2 separate regions of the Homo sapiens genome follow, and region 2 is linked to region 1. A link is a loop called in an ENCODE intact Hi-C map of the cell type or tissue named here. Cell type or tissue: Caco-2. All regions are shown on one strand. Each heading gives the region's core, and the rest is flanking DNA. Links, peaks and the distances in the headings are about the cores only.

Region 1 (8,158 bases), core at 2,037-7,036:
AAAAATTTTTAGTAGAGATGAGGTCTTGCTATATTGCCCAGACAGGTCTTGAACTCCTGGGCTGAAGTGATCCTCCTGCCTTGGCCTCCCAAAGTGCTGGGATTACAGGTGTGAGCCGCTGCACCTGGCCCATCTTGGTAGTTTTTTAGTATGGCTCTCTGCCACAGAATTGTCACACAGTAGGCACTTGATAAATGGTAGTTTGCCACATGGATGTCTCTCCTTCTAGCTCTGCCTCCCTCATGCACATTGTAGAGCACCAGTTAAATGCTTCAGTCATCTGCTTGGCTTCACCTGGAGATGCCAGCGGGGCTGGAGCTGTTTCCCTACCTGTGGAGAGCCCCAGCTCCTGGCTGTCAGATCTTCACCGAGAAACCTGCCTCTTGGCCTCCATCTCTGCCTTTCCAGTGTTTTCTTGGCCATAGGTGTGGCACATAGTAGGTGCTTTCCCAGTGTTGGTTGAATGAAAAAAATGCCTCTTGGCCGGGCGCGATGGCTCATGCCTATAATCCCAGCATTTTGGGAGGCTGAGGCGGGCGGATCACTTGAGGTCAGGAGTTCAAGACCAGCCTGGCCAACATGGTGAAACCCTGTCTCTACGGAAAATACAAAAATTAGGCAGATGTGGTGGCACGTGCCTGTAATCCCAGCTACTCAGGAGGCTGAGGCAGGAGAATCGCTTGAACCTGGGAGGCGGAGGTTGCAGTGAGCGGAGATTGCGCCATTGGGTGACAGAGCGAGACTCCCTCTGGAAAAAAAAAAAAAAAAAAAAAAAGCCTCCCTTTTCTTTTGTCTCTGTCTTCCTCATTTCCCTCTCTTTTTGATTCTGGTCCCAAACACTGAGTAGATGCCTACTGTGTGCCCATCTTGTGTTGGGCCCTGGGCCTACTGAGATAGGTTAGATCCTGGCCCAGCCTTACAAACATGAGGACAAACAAATGAACAAAACACAAACCTTCACAACGAACTTCCAAGCTTGATCTTCCCAGCTCCGCTATGAAGGCGTGATGACCCCCTCTCCATTTCAAAGACAGAAAAACTGAGGTTCAGTGGGGGATGTCACTTGCCCAAGGTCACACAGAAAGTAGCAAAGCTGTCCTTTATACACTGACACACATTTGTTGGGCACCCACTGCTTGGAAGGGAGATGGATAATATATTTCTGTAAATAATTCTGAGCTTCTGTGACTCTCCACTTCTCTGTCCCTCTCTTTCCTTTGCTCTGAGCCATGGCCACCACATGGTGGGGTGGGGGAGGTTCACAAGCCCCCAGACCCTGCATGGATGCAGATGTTGATGGCCCCCTGTCCCCAGCTGGGCAACAGACCCTGGGACTCTTCTCTTCCCTGTAGGGCCCCAGTTCCAGTTCTCCAACCCCCATTGCAGATTCCTATGCTATGGTGCCGCAGGGGTTAACTTCCTCACGCTGTCATGGGCGGAGGTGGCAGCCAACCAGAAGCCTGCTTAGCTGCTTGCTTTAATTCTGCAGCCAATTAGAGACACTTGGGCTGAAGCTTTCTTAAGGAGCCAGCCTCTGTCCTTGAAAAGGGGTGGGGGAAGCCCCTAGCAACTGGCTATTTAGGGGAAGGAGCAAGTGGAATCCAGGGCTCTGGAGAGGAGAGATGAAGAGAGGAGGAGGAAGGCTTAAAGCCAGGGCAGCCGAGGGTGGCTGGGGTGGGTGGCAGTGGTCTTTGAAATGGCAGTCAGGGGTGGGTAGAGTGGAGTTGGAGAAGTGGGTGGACCTTTATGAAGGGGCGGGGCCCTGATTGGAAGTCTTTTGGTGGGAGGGTGGCTCTTGGTAGTGGGAGAACCTCCTGGAGGTGGGATGACAGAGGTGGAGCTTCAGGGCCAGAAGGTGGCTCTGCTGGAGGGGAAGCGGAAGCATCGGAGAGATAAGCAGGCCTTCGGAGGTGGGGATGTGGCCTGTCAGAGGGGGTGGAGCTTGTTCTGCATGGTCCCACGAAGAGGAAGGGGCAGTCCTTGTCTCCCGGGACCCACCAAGAGTCTTTGCTGGAGAAGAGAGCTTGTGAGGTTGCATCCTGGCCATGCCAATCAATGTGGAACGGGCAGTCCAGGTTTAGCTGAGGCTGGACATGGCCCACAGTGTGGAAACGATGTGCTCAACAGAAGAGGGCCAAGGCCTAGCAGGAATGGCCCTCCAGAGGGGTAGATCTTATAGATGGGAGGAATGCAATGGGCTGGATAGTGTGAGCCACAGCAAGGGTTACTGGCCAACACGAGGTGTGATGCAAGCTAATGATGATATCATTAAGTGCCAGGTCCTGGCTGTGTTAACTCATTCATTCCTCACACCATCTCTATGATGTAGGAATTATTATCATCCCCATTTGGGGAAAATGAGACACAGGGAGGTTAAGAAACTTGGCGAAGTTCGCCGGGCGTGGTGGTTCATGACTGTAATCCCAGCACTTTGGGAGATCGAGGCGGATGGATCACCTGAGGTCAGAAGTTTGAGACCAGCTTGGCCAACGTGGCGAAACCCCATCTCTACTAAAAATACAAAAATTAGCCAGGTGTGGTGGTGGGTGCCTGTAATCTCAGCTGTCCGGGAGGCTGAGGCAGGAGAATCACTTGAACCCGGAAGGCAGAGATTGCAGTGAGCCGAGATCGCGTCATTGTACTCCAGCCTGGGTGACACAGCGAGAGTCTGTCTCAAACAAAACAAAATGAAACAAAAGAGAAACTTGCCTGAGGTCACAGAGCAAGCAAGTGGCAGAGGAGAGACTCAAACCCGGGCAATCTGGCCCCCAGCCTTTGTCATCTTAACCACTTCTCTACACTAGTCTTCATTCGAGGGGAGGGGCCTACAGCAAGAAAGGAATATGGTGTGTGCTTGGCTACGTTTGACCCCTTTACGGAAGAAACTTACCTGGTAGCGTGATTTGGTGACTTCTGGTGGCACATGAACATATGAGGTGGTTGCCTTTAATATCTGGACAAGGAGCAGGGCCTGTAGTCTGGATGTGGCCTATACACAGTAGGGGAACCATCCTTAGTGGGCCATTGTGGGGTGTGCCTGGAAGCCACATTTCATTTGGTTGGGGAATGGCCTGTAGCAATGTCAGGGAACATGTAGTTAAGGGACTTGGAAACTGTTCCAGGACATAGACAAAGCTAGATGGTTTTTTTTTTTTTTTTTTTTTTTTTTTTTGGTTTGTTTGTTTTTTGAGACAGAGTCTCGGTCTTGCGGTCTTGTAGCCCAAGCTAGAGTGCAATGATGTGGTCTCGGCTCACTGCAACCTCCACCTCCCGGGTTCAAGCGATTTTCCTGCCTCAGCCTCCCGAGTAGCTAGGATTACAGGTGCCTGCCACCACGCCTGGCTAATTTTTGTATTTTTAATAGAGACAGGGTTACCATGTTGGCCAGGCCAGTCTTGAACTCCTAACCTCAGGTGATCCACCCTTCTTAGCCTTCCAAAGTGTTGGGATTACAGGCGTGAGCCACTGCAGCCGGCCAAAGCTAGATGTTTTACCCAAAGGTGCTGCATGCAGATAAGGGGGAGCGACCTGCATCATGGTTTTCCCTGAAAGGCAGGAATATGTATAAAAGAGGAACTAGAAGAGCATCCATTGTTCCAGTAGGAATATGACAGGCGCTGTGAGCTGACCTTAGTGTCCACCTGAGTGGGGGATGGGGCATGCAGAAAAGGGGAGGTGGCCAGTAGCGTTGGCCCAGTTTTGGGGTAGAAATGCCTAGATGAAGGACCTTGAATGGCAGTTGTCCTAGCAAGAGTGAGACATAGCTAGGGAGCATGTCCCTTGAGGGCAGGGCTTAAAAGCCATAGCACTTCTCCCCTGCAGGGGCCGGGATATGCAGAGGAGGTAATACGAATGATAGATATATTGTCCCAGTGGGTGATGGGACACAGCCAGGAGGTGGGTCTGAGGGCGGGGCATACAGATGAGGGGTGTGAAAGGGTGGGAATATGTTGATGGAGGCGGGGCTTGAATTGCTGCTGTTGTCTCAGTAGCGGCTGAGACTTCGATAGCAGGGTTTAGTCCCCACTGTTCACCATGGGCGGGGCATAAAGCGAAGGGGCGTGGTTCGGGGGGACTAACCCCGCCCTGAACCCGCCCCCTCCTACAGGATGATCCCGTCCACCAGTCAGACCTTCCTGGTGAATGACCTGGCGGCGGGCCGTGCCTACGACTTGTGCGTGCTGGCGGTCTACGACGACGGGGCCACAGCGCTGCCGGCAACGCGAGTGGTGGGCTGTGTACAGTTCACCACCGCTGGGGATCCGGCGCCCTGCCGCCCGCTGAGGGCCCATTTCTTGGGCGGCACCATGATCATCGCCATCGGGGGCGTCATCGTCGCCTCGGTCCTCGTCTTCATCGTTCTGCTCATGATCCGCTATAAGGTGTATGGCGACGGGGACAGCCGCCGCGTCAAGGGCTCCAGGTCGCTCCCGCGGGTCAGCCACGTGTGCTCGCAGACCAACGGCGCAGGCACAGGCGCGGCACAGGCCCCGGCCCTGCCGGCCCAGGACCACTACGAGGCGCTGCGCGAGGTGGAGTCCCAGGCTGCCCCCGCCGTCGCCGTCGAGGCCAAGGCCATGGAGGCCGAGACGGCATCCGCGGAGCCGGAGGTGGTCCTTGGACGTTCTCTGGGCGGCTCGGCCACCTCGCTGTGCCTGCTGCCATCCGAGGAAACTTCCGGGGAGGAGTCTCGGGCCGCGGTGGGCCCTCGAAGGAGCCGATCCGGCGCCCTGGAGCCACCAACCTCGGCGCCCCCTACTCTAGCTCTAGTTCCTGGGGGAGCCGCGGCCCGGCCGAGGCCGCAGCAGCGCTATTCGTTCGACGGGGACTACGGGGCACTATTCCAGAGCCACAGTTACCCGCGCCGCGCCCGGCGGACAAAGCGCCACCGGTCCACGCCGCACCTGGACGGGGCTGGAGGGGGCGCGGCCGGGGAGGATGGAGACCTGGGGCTGGGCTCCGCCAGGGCGTGCCTGGCTTTCACCAGCACCGAGTGGATGCTGGAGAGTACCGTGTGAGCGGCGGGCGGGCGCCGGGACGCCTGGGTGCCGCAGACCAAACGCCCAGCCGCACGGACGCTGGGGCGGGACTGGGAGAAAGCGCAGCGCCAAGACATTGGACCAGAGTGGAGACGCGCCCTTGTCCCCGGGAGGGGGCGGGGCAGCCTCGGGCTGCGGCTCGAGGCCACGCCCCCGTGCCCAGGGCGGGGTTCGGGGACCGGCTGCCGGCCTCCCTTCCCCTATGGACTCCTCGACCCCCCTCCTACCCCTCCCCTCGCGCGCTCGCGGACCTCGCTGGAGCCGGTGCCTTACACAGCGAAGCGCGGGGAGGGGCAGGGCCCCCTGACACTGCAGCACTGAGACACGAGCCCCCTCCCCCAGCCCGTCACCCGGGGCCGGGGCGAGGGGCCCATTTCTTGTATCTGGCTGGACTAGATCCTATTCTGTCCCGCGGCGGCCTCCAAAGCCTCCCACCCCACCCCACGCACATTCCTGGTCCGGTCGGGTCTGGCTTGGGGTCCCCCTTTCTCTGTTTCCCTCGTTTGTCTCTATCCCGCCCTCTTGTCGTCTCTCTGTAGTGCCTGTCTTTCCCTATTTGCCTCTCCTTTCTCTCTGTCCTGTCGTCTCTTGTCCCTCGGCCCTCCCTGGTTTTGTCTAGTCTCCCTGTCTCTCCTGATTTCTTCTCTTTACTCATTCTCCCGGGCAGGTCCCACTGGAAGGACCAGACTCTCCCAAATAAATCCCCACACGAACAAAATCCAAAACCAAATCCCCCTCCCTACCGGAGCCGGGACCCTCCGCCGCAGCAGAATTAAACTTTTTTCTGTGTCTGAGGCCCTGCTGACCTGTGTGTGTGTCTGTATGTGTGTCCGCGTGTAGTGTGTGTGTGTGTGTGTGTGTGTGTGTGTGTGTGTGTGTGTTGGGGGAGGGTGACCTAGATTGCAGCATAAGGACTCTAAGTGAGACTGAAGGAAGATGGGAAGATGACTAACTGGGGCCGGAGGAGACTGGCAGACAGGCTTTTATCCTCTGAGAGACTTAGAGGTGGGGAATAATCACAAAAATAAAATGATCATAATAGCTAACGCTTAGTGAATACTTACTTACTATGTGCCAAGCACTTAAGTCATTTAATTCTCACAACACCAGGACATATCGGTATTATTATCCTGTTTTCCAGATGAGGGAATTTTGGCCCAGAAAAGTTAAATAACTGGCCCAAGGTGGTAAAACTGGGATTTAAAAAGGCAGGCAGGCCAACTTCTGAGTCTCTACTATAGGGGTGAAAAGACAGCTTCCCCTTCACTCTCTGAAATTTCACTGGAATGGGCTGACAATAGATTAACAAGAGAAAAGGAATATGGAGGGTATTTAACATGCACTAGGAAAATCACAGGAAAGTGATTACCCAATAACCCAGTGAGGTTTATATACTTATATACCTTTCTTCACAGGAGGGGAGATGGGGAAAGGAAGGCAATTTTGAGGGGTAATAAATGATTTTGGGGAAAATAAATGGGTCCAGGAGATAGAATTTAGCTTGTAAATGTCTCTGGAATTTGAGACTGACAGACAGATAATTTCTTGTGACAAAGTCCGTCCAGGTGTAGACATTTCTCTGTCTTTTTTTCCTGTTAAAGATAATGAAATGTCAGGGAGAGGACAGAAGGCACTTGTGTTCTTTTTGATCTTTAGGCAGATAAGAAGACATAGGAGGAAAGCCTCTTCCAGCATCTATGGATCTCTAAGTGCCTTTAATTTAAAATAATCAGCATACCAGGGTGCCATATTTTGGGGTGACATTCCCTGAACTCCTTTAATACTCAACTAGAGCACTGTACTGCTGAGCAGTTATTGAATATTCATTCCACCCTCTGAGACCTCACAACTCAGTGGGGTAGGGTAGATCTATCCTTGGTCCCATTTTACAGACAAGAACCTGAACCACAGAGAGATGAAGTCACTTGCCGTAGTCCCTCCATCCCCCCAATGAATAAATAGCGGAGCTGGAAGTTTGATTGTACCCCTACACTATGCTGCCTCTGGGGTCTGTGTCCGGAAGCTGGGGTATGGCCCCCATGAGCTTAGCTGAGCTTGGATATCCACAGCTAGCCTGGTGAGCTCAGGGACAAGACCTCTTGTGTCGCTCTGCCTGGAATCTGAGGGACCCTGGCGGAGGGCATGGAGGATGGTGTGGGGAGAGGAGTTTCTCAGGTGAGGCTGAGGGCTGTGGCTGGGGAAGGAAAGCTGGTTGGGGAGAGGAGAGGGACAGACATCCCAGTCCTTGCAGGGGCCCTGCAGTGATAACACCTTCCTGATCTTGGGGAAGAAGGAGGAAGGCTTCTTGCCAGCCAGGGGCCCCCTGAGGCCAGGGGAGGAGGAGAGAAAGACAGAAATAGAAACGGAGCAGGAGGGAGGGGGATGGATCTAGGCAGACAGGGTGGGAGGCTGCTAGGACAGAGGCACCAGAGAATCACAGGCCAGGAGGCTTCCTCACCCAGGAGCCCAACCACCCTCATTTGTGTCAGTCATGACGACTCCTAGGTACTGAGGGCTTTTCACAAGCCAGGCACAGTGCTCCCAAACCCTCCCTGATGCACGGATAAAGAGCATGCAACCCAGTGCATGGCACATAATGCTTAGGAAATGGAGTTACTCCAATAATAAGTATGACTGCATTTAAAGCCTGCACAGGTATATGCAGTGTGTGCACACAATTTTCAAGATGAGGAAACTGAAGCTCAGAGAGGTTAAGGAGCATCTCCAAGATCACACAGCCAGTTAACAGCAGAGCCATGATTGGAAAGCTGACTGCCTCCAACCTGCACACAGAACCATCAGGAATCTTGTCTCTAATTCACTTGATAAAGCATTATTGAGCATGTATTATGTAACTGGTCCTATGTAGGGGCTATCGCAGTGAACAAAATAGATGAAACAAAACAAGAAAGCCCTGCTCCGTGGTGCCTATATTCTAGAGGGAGGAGAAATAAACAAATAAGCAATTAAATGAGTCCAGGAGGTTGAGGCTGCAATGAGCCCTGATTGCACCACTGCACTCCAGCCTGTGTGGCAGAGTGAGACCCAAAAAACAAGCAAACAAAAACGAGTAAATAATGCATGTCCAGTGGCAAATAAATGTTGTGCCAAGAATGAAA
Region 2 (8,158 bases), core at 1,802-6,801, 57 kb after region 1:
TGCACACTTTTTTATACATTTCTAAACATTTTATATATTATCCATATTTTATATATTTGCATAATGCATGTATAGCTCCCAAGGAAATATGTCTGTATGATTTAGGAAATCATATTTAGGAAATCATATTTAGGAAATCATATTTAGGAATCATATTCCTAAATCATATTTAGGAAATCATGATTTAGGAAATCATATTTCCCAAGGAAATATGTCTGTATGATTGCTTTAATTAGAGTTTTTACTTTGACATAATTGTGGATTCACGTGCAATTGTAAGAAATAATGCAAAGAGATAGGTTCTTGGGAGGTGCAGGGAGGTGGGCGCGGGTCCCAGTGGTCATGGGGTCAGCGGCCTTGGGTCTGTTGGAGGGGGCAAGTGCACAGTGGTCCTGGCGGCGCCATGTCATTCTGCAGCTTCTTCGGGGGCAAGGTTTTCCAGAATCACTTTGAGCCAGGCGTCTATATGTGTGCCAAGTGTGGCTATGAGCTGTTTCCCAGCCGCTCAAAGTACACATACTCATTCCCCTGGCCGGTGTTCACCAAGACCATCCGTTCTGACAGCGTGGCCAAGCGCCCAGAGCACAATCATCCTGAAGTCTTGAAGGTGTCTCGTGCAAGTGTGGCAACACGTTGAGCCACAAGTTCCTGAACGATGGCCCCAAGCTGCGGCAGTCCCGATTCTGAATGAATATTCAGCAGCTCGCTGAAGTTTGTCCCTAAAGGCAAAGAAACTTCTGCTTCCCAGGCGCACTAGGCGGGCAGCCCACACCGACCCCAGATGGCCACGGCACTAAGGCCACACACTGGCCATTCTACCATGGAATTCGAGACCTGGACATTGAGACAGGAAGGCAGGGCACAATGGCTGAAACATCAAGGCTCCCAAGGCCGCAGCTCTGAACAAGATCTTGTTTCTTGGAAAAGTCACTTATTTGCTGATGGTTCCTGCCTTCTGCTAGGACAGGCTTGGGCTGTGTGGCCACACTGTCGGCTGACTTAGCCTCCTGCTCACCTGATAAGGCATCTCAGGGGTGTGGTCTGGGCGTGGCTGGTCTTTGAATGATGTTACGCCCGACCTTCGACCTTTCCTTCCCGGTCCTGCCTCTGGACTCACCCCTGTGGGGCCCAATTTCAAGACAGACTCTCATCCTCACCAAAGCTTAGGCCCACATCTCCCAGGCTGCTTACGAGACAGAATGGAAATGGAGGCTGCCCTTGACAGCTGCCCCGGCTCTGGTCGCCACATGATCCGCTGTGGTTAAACCCTTCCAGACCAGCCAGGTGATGATGGTCCGTGACCCACCAGGAAAGCAGGCTGATGGGGCAGACCCCTGGCCTCTTGTCCAAGAGGGGAGAAACCTAAACCCTGTTTCACAACCTGCGCAGAAGTAGCTTGGGTCACTCGGGCTTAGGAAAGCGGCTGTTGCTTCATTACTTTACCCAGCATGGGGCTGGGGGCCTGCAGTTCACCTGCAGAGAGCTCCCCAAGATATGACTGTGTGTCTTACTGTACATGCTCGGAGGTCTTCCCACAGGTGAAGGTGGGCGATGCTGAAATCACCCCCCCACCCATCTTAAGCATCTTAAGTAATTACCTTCTGGAGTAATCAGGCGGAAATCAATAAACAAATGAAACGTGCAAAAAAAAAAAAAAAAAAAAGAATGCAAAGAGTTACTGTGTACCCTTTACCCAGTTTCCCCCAATGGTAACATCTTGCGAAAACCATGGTATTATATCACATAGAGAATATTGACATTGTGTATTAGTCCATTCTTATACTGCTATGAAGATGCTACCTGAGACTGGGTAATTTATAAAGGAAAGAGGTTTAATTGACTCGCAGTTCTGCATGGTTGGGGAGGCCTCAGGAAATTTACAATTATGATGGAAGGGAAAGCAGGCACCTCTTACATGGTGGCAGGAGAGAGAGACAGTGAAAGAAGGAGGAACTTCCAAATACTTAAAACACCATCAGATCTCGTGAGAACTCACTCACTATCACAAGGACAGCATGGGGGAACCACCCCCATGATCAGATCCAATCACTTCCCACCAGGTCTGTCCCTCAACACCTGGGGATTACAATTCAAGATGAGATTTAGGTGGGCACCCAAAGCCTAACCATATCACATTGATACAGACAAGATACAAAACACTCCATACCACAAGATCCCTTGTGTTGCCCTTTCAGTAGCCACGTCCACTCCTCTCCCATCCGACCCCTTCCTTAACCTCTGTCAACCACTAATCTGCTCTCCATTTCTATAATTTTGTCATCTCAAGAATGTTGGAATGGAAACATACCAGCCTGGCCAACAAAGTGAGACTGCATCTCTGGGGAAAAAAAGAAAAGTTAGCTGGGCCTGGTGGCACGTGCCTACTACAGGTAGCTGGCGCCCCAGCTACTTGTGAGGCTGGGGTGGGAGGATGGCTTGAGCCTGGGTGATGGAGGCTGCAGTGAGTGGCGATTGTGCCACTACTATGCTCCAGCTTGGGCTACAGACTGAGACCATGTCCAAAAAAACAAAAACAAAAAGCAACCTCTGCTCTGCAAAAGACACTGTTGAGGAAATGAAAAACCTGCCACCCTACCAATCAGGGGTTGGTTATTAAATGATCCTGCTGGAATGGAAGCTCTAATAGTGGTGTGGGGGTGGGGGATGTCTTCCGTTTGCCCCTCCTTATCTACTGTCCCTGCTTCTCCAACCTACTCTGGGCCCCAGGTAGAGGGGAGAGGAGGTCAGGTGTTTTTTCCCCAGGGCTCCTCCCTGTGCTGGGCCACCACAATTCATCTGTTTCCTCCACAAATCTAAGTGACTCTCTCCTCCCCAAGTCAGGCAACCACATGCACACCCTCAACCCTCTCCCCTTCCTTTAGGCCTGTGGATGAGGCCCCTCACCCATGCTGGCCCCAGGAGCTTGCACTAGCTCTTGTCATTTGCCTTTACTATCCAATCGCTTTATAAAGGCTTCTGGTATCAACCCCACCTCAAATTATCCTAAATTGACGGGCCATCTGTTTCCTGCTGGGCCCTAACTGATACGCTATAATTAAAGATGTGGGAGAATGCAAATGAGAGATAATGGTAAGACATAAAAAGCCAGCTACCAAACTGTATACAGCATGGTTCCAATTTGGGTGAAATTGCTCACAGAAAGGAAAACAAAAGGAGGAACAGTGACAAATTGTTAAAAAATATTTACCTCCAGGAGGTGAAATACAAGACTTACTTTAACTCTCCATGTTGTATGTTTTTGTATGGATGGAATCTTTTACAAGGAACAAGTGTTACTTTGGTAGTCAGAAAACATATGCACAAATAAACACATGGAAAATTCCTATGTATTGGGACGATTTGTTCCAGAAGTGGGATGAGGGATGAGAGGAGGATGGTGAAGTTATAGGTGATGTTTTTTTTCTTTTATGTTTTTGTGTATTTTTCAAGCTTTATCCACTGAACATGCATGGCTAATTTTATCAGAAAAAGAAGTAGATTTTATGTTTAAACAAAAAGAGATTGATTGAGACAGACAGAGCGACCTGGGGCAGGATGCTTGTTGGAAAAATGAATAAGAAAGATGGAGTCACGCCAGAGACAGAGACAGGAACAGAGAGAGAGAGAGAAAGAGAAAGCAAGACACAGGAGGAGACGCTGAAAAAGATAAGGGCAGTTATGGCATAGAGAACAAGCTTTGAAACTGCAGAGTGTGTGGGTTCAAACCCCACCTCTGCCATTTATTAGCTGTGTATCTTGGAACAGTTCCTTTACTTTCCTGGGCCTCAGTTTTCCATCTGTAAAATAAGGTAATAGAACCTCCCTTTTGTGTCTTTTTTTTTTTTTGAGACGGAGTTTCACTTTTGTTGCCCAGGCTGGAGTGCAATGGCGTGATCTCGGCTCACTGCAACCTCCGCCTCCCGGGTTCAAGTGATTCTCCTGCCTCAGCCTCCCGAATAGCTGGGATTAAAGGCATGCACTACCATGCCTGGCTAATTTTGTATTTTTAGTAGAGATGGGGTTTCTCCATGTTGGTCAGGCTGCTCTCGAACTCCTGACCTCAGGTGATCTGCCCACCTCGGCCTCCCAAAGTGCTGGGATTACAGGCATGAGCGACTGTGCCTGGTTTGTGTCTTTTTTTTTTTTTTTTTTTTTGAGACAGTCTCTCACTCTGTCGCCCAGGCTGGAGTGCCGTGGCACAATCACAGCTCACTGCAGCCTCAACCTCCCAGACTCAAGGGATCCTTTCATCTCAGCCCCATGAGTAGCTGGGACTACAGGTGTGTGCCACTGTCAGAGGCATTTGAACCAGAGCGACTCCATCTTGAGTGAGGGCTAGGAAAAAGGAGGCTGGGACCTGCTGAGCTGCATTTCCAGGAAGTTAGGCATTCCTAGCCTCTAGATGTTTACTGTTAATGGAACAGATTGATAACATTTACTAAAGAGACTCAGGCTCAGGAATGTCCTGAAATCTCGGTATCTTGAGAACAGAAGCATTCTTCATCAGAAGCATTCCTCGTTTTGCTTTAAAGATAGTAATATCGGTTTTTGCAAAATATGATAATTAAGAAATTTAATCCTTTGTCACAAACCCTGGTAGCAGAGCACATCTCCCCATGATATTTTTTGTTATAAACAAGCATTGTACCTAGGGTGGGCCCATTCCTCCTCTTATTTTCAGGAACACCCTACTCTGTCTATGGAGTAGCTATTCCTTCGCCACTTTGCTTATTTTTTTCTCGCTCTGTCACCCAGGCTGGAGTGCAGTGGCGCAACCTTGGCTCACTGCAATTCTCCTGCCTCAGCCTTCCAAGTAGCTGGAACTACAGGTGTGCACCACCACACCCGGCTAATTTTTTTGTATTTCTAGTAGAGACAGGGTTTTGCCATGTTGGTCAGGCTGGTATTGAACTCCTGACCTCAAGTGATCCACCTGCCTCGGCCTCCCAAAGTGCTGGGATTACAGGTGTGAGCCACTGCACCCAGCCACCACTTTACTTTTTAAAATAAACTTGCTTTTGCTTTGCACTGTGGACTCGCCCCAAATTCTTTCTTGCACAAGATCTAAGAACCCTCTCTTGGGGTCTGGATCAGGATGCTTTTCCAGTAACACCACCATGCCCAGCTAATTTTTAAATCCCTTACTTTTTGTAGAGACAGGGTCTCACTATATTGCCCAGGCTGGTCTCGAACTCCTGGGCTCAAACAATCCTCCCTCCTCAGCCTCCCAACATGCTGGGATTACAGGCCTGAGCCACTGTACCCGGGCTTGTGTCATTTTTGACAATGAAATTGTCACCTGTAAATGCAGTTCTTTCCCTACTCTGCATTGGTTGCAAAGAAAGAACACCCAATTGGAAACAAAAAGGCAAGCAGGTTTTATTCCTAGCTAGGATGGGGAAGGAGAGAACTCTTGCTCTAAAGACACCTTATTGCTGGGCGAGCTCATGCCTGTAATCCCAGCACTTTGGGAGGCCAAGGCGGGCGGATCACCTGAAGTCAGGAGTTTGAGGCCAGCTTGGCCAACATGGTGAAACCCCATCTCTACTAAAACTACAAAAAACTAGCCAGGCATGGTGGCATGTGCCTGTAATCCCAGCTACTCAGGAGGCTGAGACAGGAGAATTGCTTGAACCCGGGAGGTGGAGGTTGCAGTGAGCCGAGATCACGCCACTGCACTCCAGCTTGGGCAACAAGGGTGAAACTCCATCTCAAAAAAAACAAAAAACAAAAAACACCTTATCGCCCAGCTGTGGGGAGCTGGGAAATTTTAAGGAGTTAGCTGTGGGGTGGGGAGGTATGTAAGCATGCGCAGAGAGCAACTCCAGACGCAGGTGCAGATCATAAGCATGCCTCTTCATATGATGTATGTTCAGCAAATGGTGAGCGTATTTTCCTCCATGGGTAGGGAGTTTACCATGATAATTATATATTAATGATCTAAAGGTAACCGTGGGTCACTGTGTCTGGTTTGCACTTGTTTTGCCCCAGCCTTTTCTTCCTCCAGTAATAAGCAAAGGAAGCGTCCTGAAGCTCGTGTGGCCTTTCGGGCATCTGCAGTTCTTTTAATCAATGCACCCATAGATAAAGAGACTAGAAAAAAACGGTTTAAGAAAATAATGAGGCCAGGTGCAATGGATCATGCCTGTAATCCAAGAATTTTGGGAGGCTGAGGCGGGCAGATGTCTTGAGCTCAGGCGTTAGAGACCAACCTGGGCAACATGGCGAAACCAGGTTGCTACAAAAAATGGTGGTGGCACCCACCGGTAGTCCCAGCTACTATGGAGAATGAGGTGGGAGGATTGCTTGAGCCTGGGAGGTTGAGTCTGAAGTGAGCTGTGACTGCACCACTACTACAGGCTGGGCAACAAAGCAAGACTCTGTCTCTGAAATAAAATAAAATAAAATAAAATAAATTAAGCGTTCTCTTTCTCAGCTACACCTCCAGGGCTGCCCTGGTACAAAAATGAGATGATATGTCTGTGTCAATTACATAGAAGAGAGCCTGATGCACAGTCAACACTACACAAGGGCTGGTTGTGATTGCAGAACGAAGATAAAGACAACCAGGGTGAAGCAAAGAAAGAGGAAACAGACAGTAGAAACAGGGACAGAGACAATTTGGAAACCGAGTGTTGGAGGGCAGCCATCCCGGGCACAGGCCAACCTCGGGTTGAAGTCCTCACACCCGACTGGGATCCCAGAGGCCTGGGGCCAGCTCTGATGTTGGGAAAGCTTGCCCTGGACGGGAAAGCCCGGCTGCAAACCCCATTCTCAGCCCTGCGCATAAAAGCCAGCATGGACCGTCGAGGCACTGTTGCCCAGGTGGAGACGGCTCTGGACGCCTCCCAGGGGACAGTGGACGGCAGCACCTGCTGCAGCACGAGGCACAGAGGGTGCACTGCAGACAGGAGTGAGGGCAGAGGCCAAGGCGAGGAGGGGGCCGGCTCCCACTCTCTCTCCCACTGTGTGTGCTGTGCCTTCACGCTCCGAGCATTGCCTTCCCTGGGATCCTAACCCAAGGCGGGGGGCTGGACGCGCTGGACCCTCTCTTTGGCTTCCCTGACGTCTCTCGCCTGCTGCAGAAGCAGAGATGCGGCCGAGTGTCTGGGCCGCAGTGGCCGCGGGGCTGTGGGTCCTGTGCACGGTGATCGCAGAAGGCCCCCCGGCGCTGCCTGCTCTCGCACTACCGCTCGCTGGAGCCCCGGACGCTGGCGGCTGCCAAGGCGCTGAGGGACCGCTACGTAAGTCACCGCCCAGCCCCTGTGCCCCCTGGGACCCTGGCCCCACCGGGTTCCCATACACCCGTTCCTGTCCCAAGGGGTCCTGCGTCCTAGCGCCCAGCAGGCGCCTCTCCTATGTCAGCGCCCACAATTCCCACCACGAGACCCCCGCAGTCCCCGTCGTCAGCGCGAACGCAGGCTCAGGGTCAATCACAGAAGGGAGCCCTGCCGGGAGGACTCGGCTCCAGGTCGGGGCGAGGGGCTTTGCTGGGGGAGCGCGGAGTGCAATTCAACCCTGGTTCGCGCCTTCGGGGAGCTCCCTGGTTCAGTACACGACAGGCACGACCGTGCGCTGCCAGTACCCATCCACGTCCAGGAATCCCAGACTGTGCAGAGGTTAGGGGCCCTGGCGAGGGGGCCTAGCCGTATGCGATAAGCGCCGCTTGTCCCGCAGGAGGAAGAGGCGCTGAGCTGGGGGCAGCGCAACTGCTCCTTCCGCCCCAGGAGGGATCCTCCGCGGCCATCGGTGAGGCCCGGGAGTGGGCGGGAGAGGCATGGCCCGGGCGCGGCCCGCTCTAACGCCCTCTCGTCCCCGCAGTCCTGCGCTCGGCTCCGCCACGTGGCCCGGGGCATCGCGGACGCCCAGGCAGTGCTCAGCGGCCTGCACCGCTCGGAGCTGCTCCCCGGCGCCGGCCCGATCCTGGAGCTGCTGGCGGCCGCGGGGAGGGATGTGGCGGCCTGCGTGAGTGACGGCCGCGCCCCGCCGCCCCTCTCCCCCGCCAGCTTCTCTGCATCCTCAGGCCCACGGCGAGCCCCAGCGCTTTGCCAATCTGTCCTGCTTAGCGGAAAAACCCATCCAGACCGGAGTCGGGTCCTCTGGGTGTCCTGAAATCCGGGCTCGAGTCTGCGGCTGGGAGGGCCACGGGCAGATGCAG

What was found. Hi-C counts contacts between places; a loop is a spot of excess contacts. Peaks named below come from ENCODE experiments on the same cell type or tissue, not always from the same donor. Only the 100,000 strongest peaks of a DNase experiment are listed, where the experiment ranks them.
Region 2: a loop joins it to region 1, with 4 times the contacts of the local background. A loop is called at or near these places in 2 of 110 quality-filtered maps.

Annotation. Positions count from the first base shown.
Region 1 is chr19:39,304,493-39,312,650 of GRCh38, reverse strand. It overlaps LRFN1 (leucine rich repeat and fibronectin type III domain containing 1), which reads left to right. Exons shown (of 5, transcript NM_020862.2): 5 at 4,109-6,085. The coding sequence ends at 5,018. Among named protein-coding and RNA genes, the nearest start is that of IFNL1, 12 kb to the right of the region's middle. RefSeq lists an enhancer at 4,323-4,824. In Caco-2, for the core only: no CTCF peak of the experiment used is centred there; DNase peaks (open chromatin) are centred at 3,970, 5,210 and 5,900; H3K4me3 peaks cover 1,972 bases.
Region 2 is chr19:39,247,515-39,255,672 of GRCh38, reverse strand. It overlaps the pseudogene IFNL4 and the pseudogene MSRB1P1. Among named protein-coding and RNA genes, the nearest start is that of IFNL3, 6.6 kb to the right of the region's middle. In Caco-2, for the core only: no CTCF peak of the experiment used is centred there; no DNase peak of the experiment used is centred there.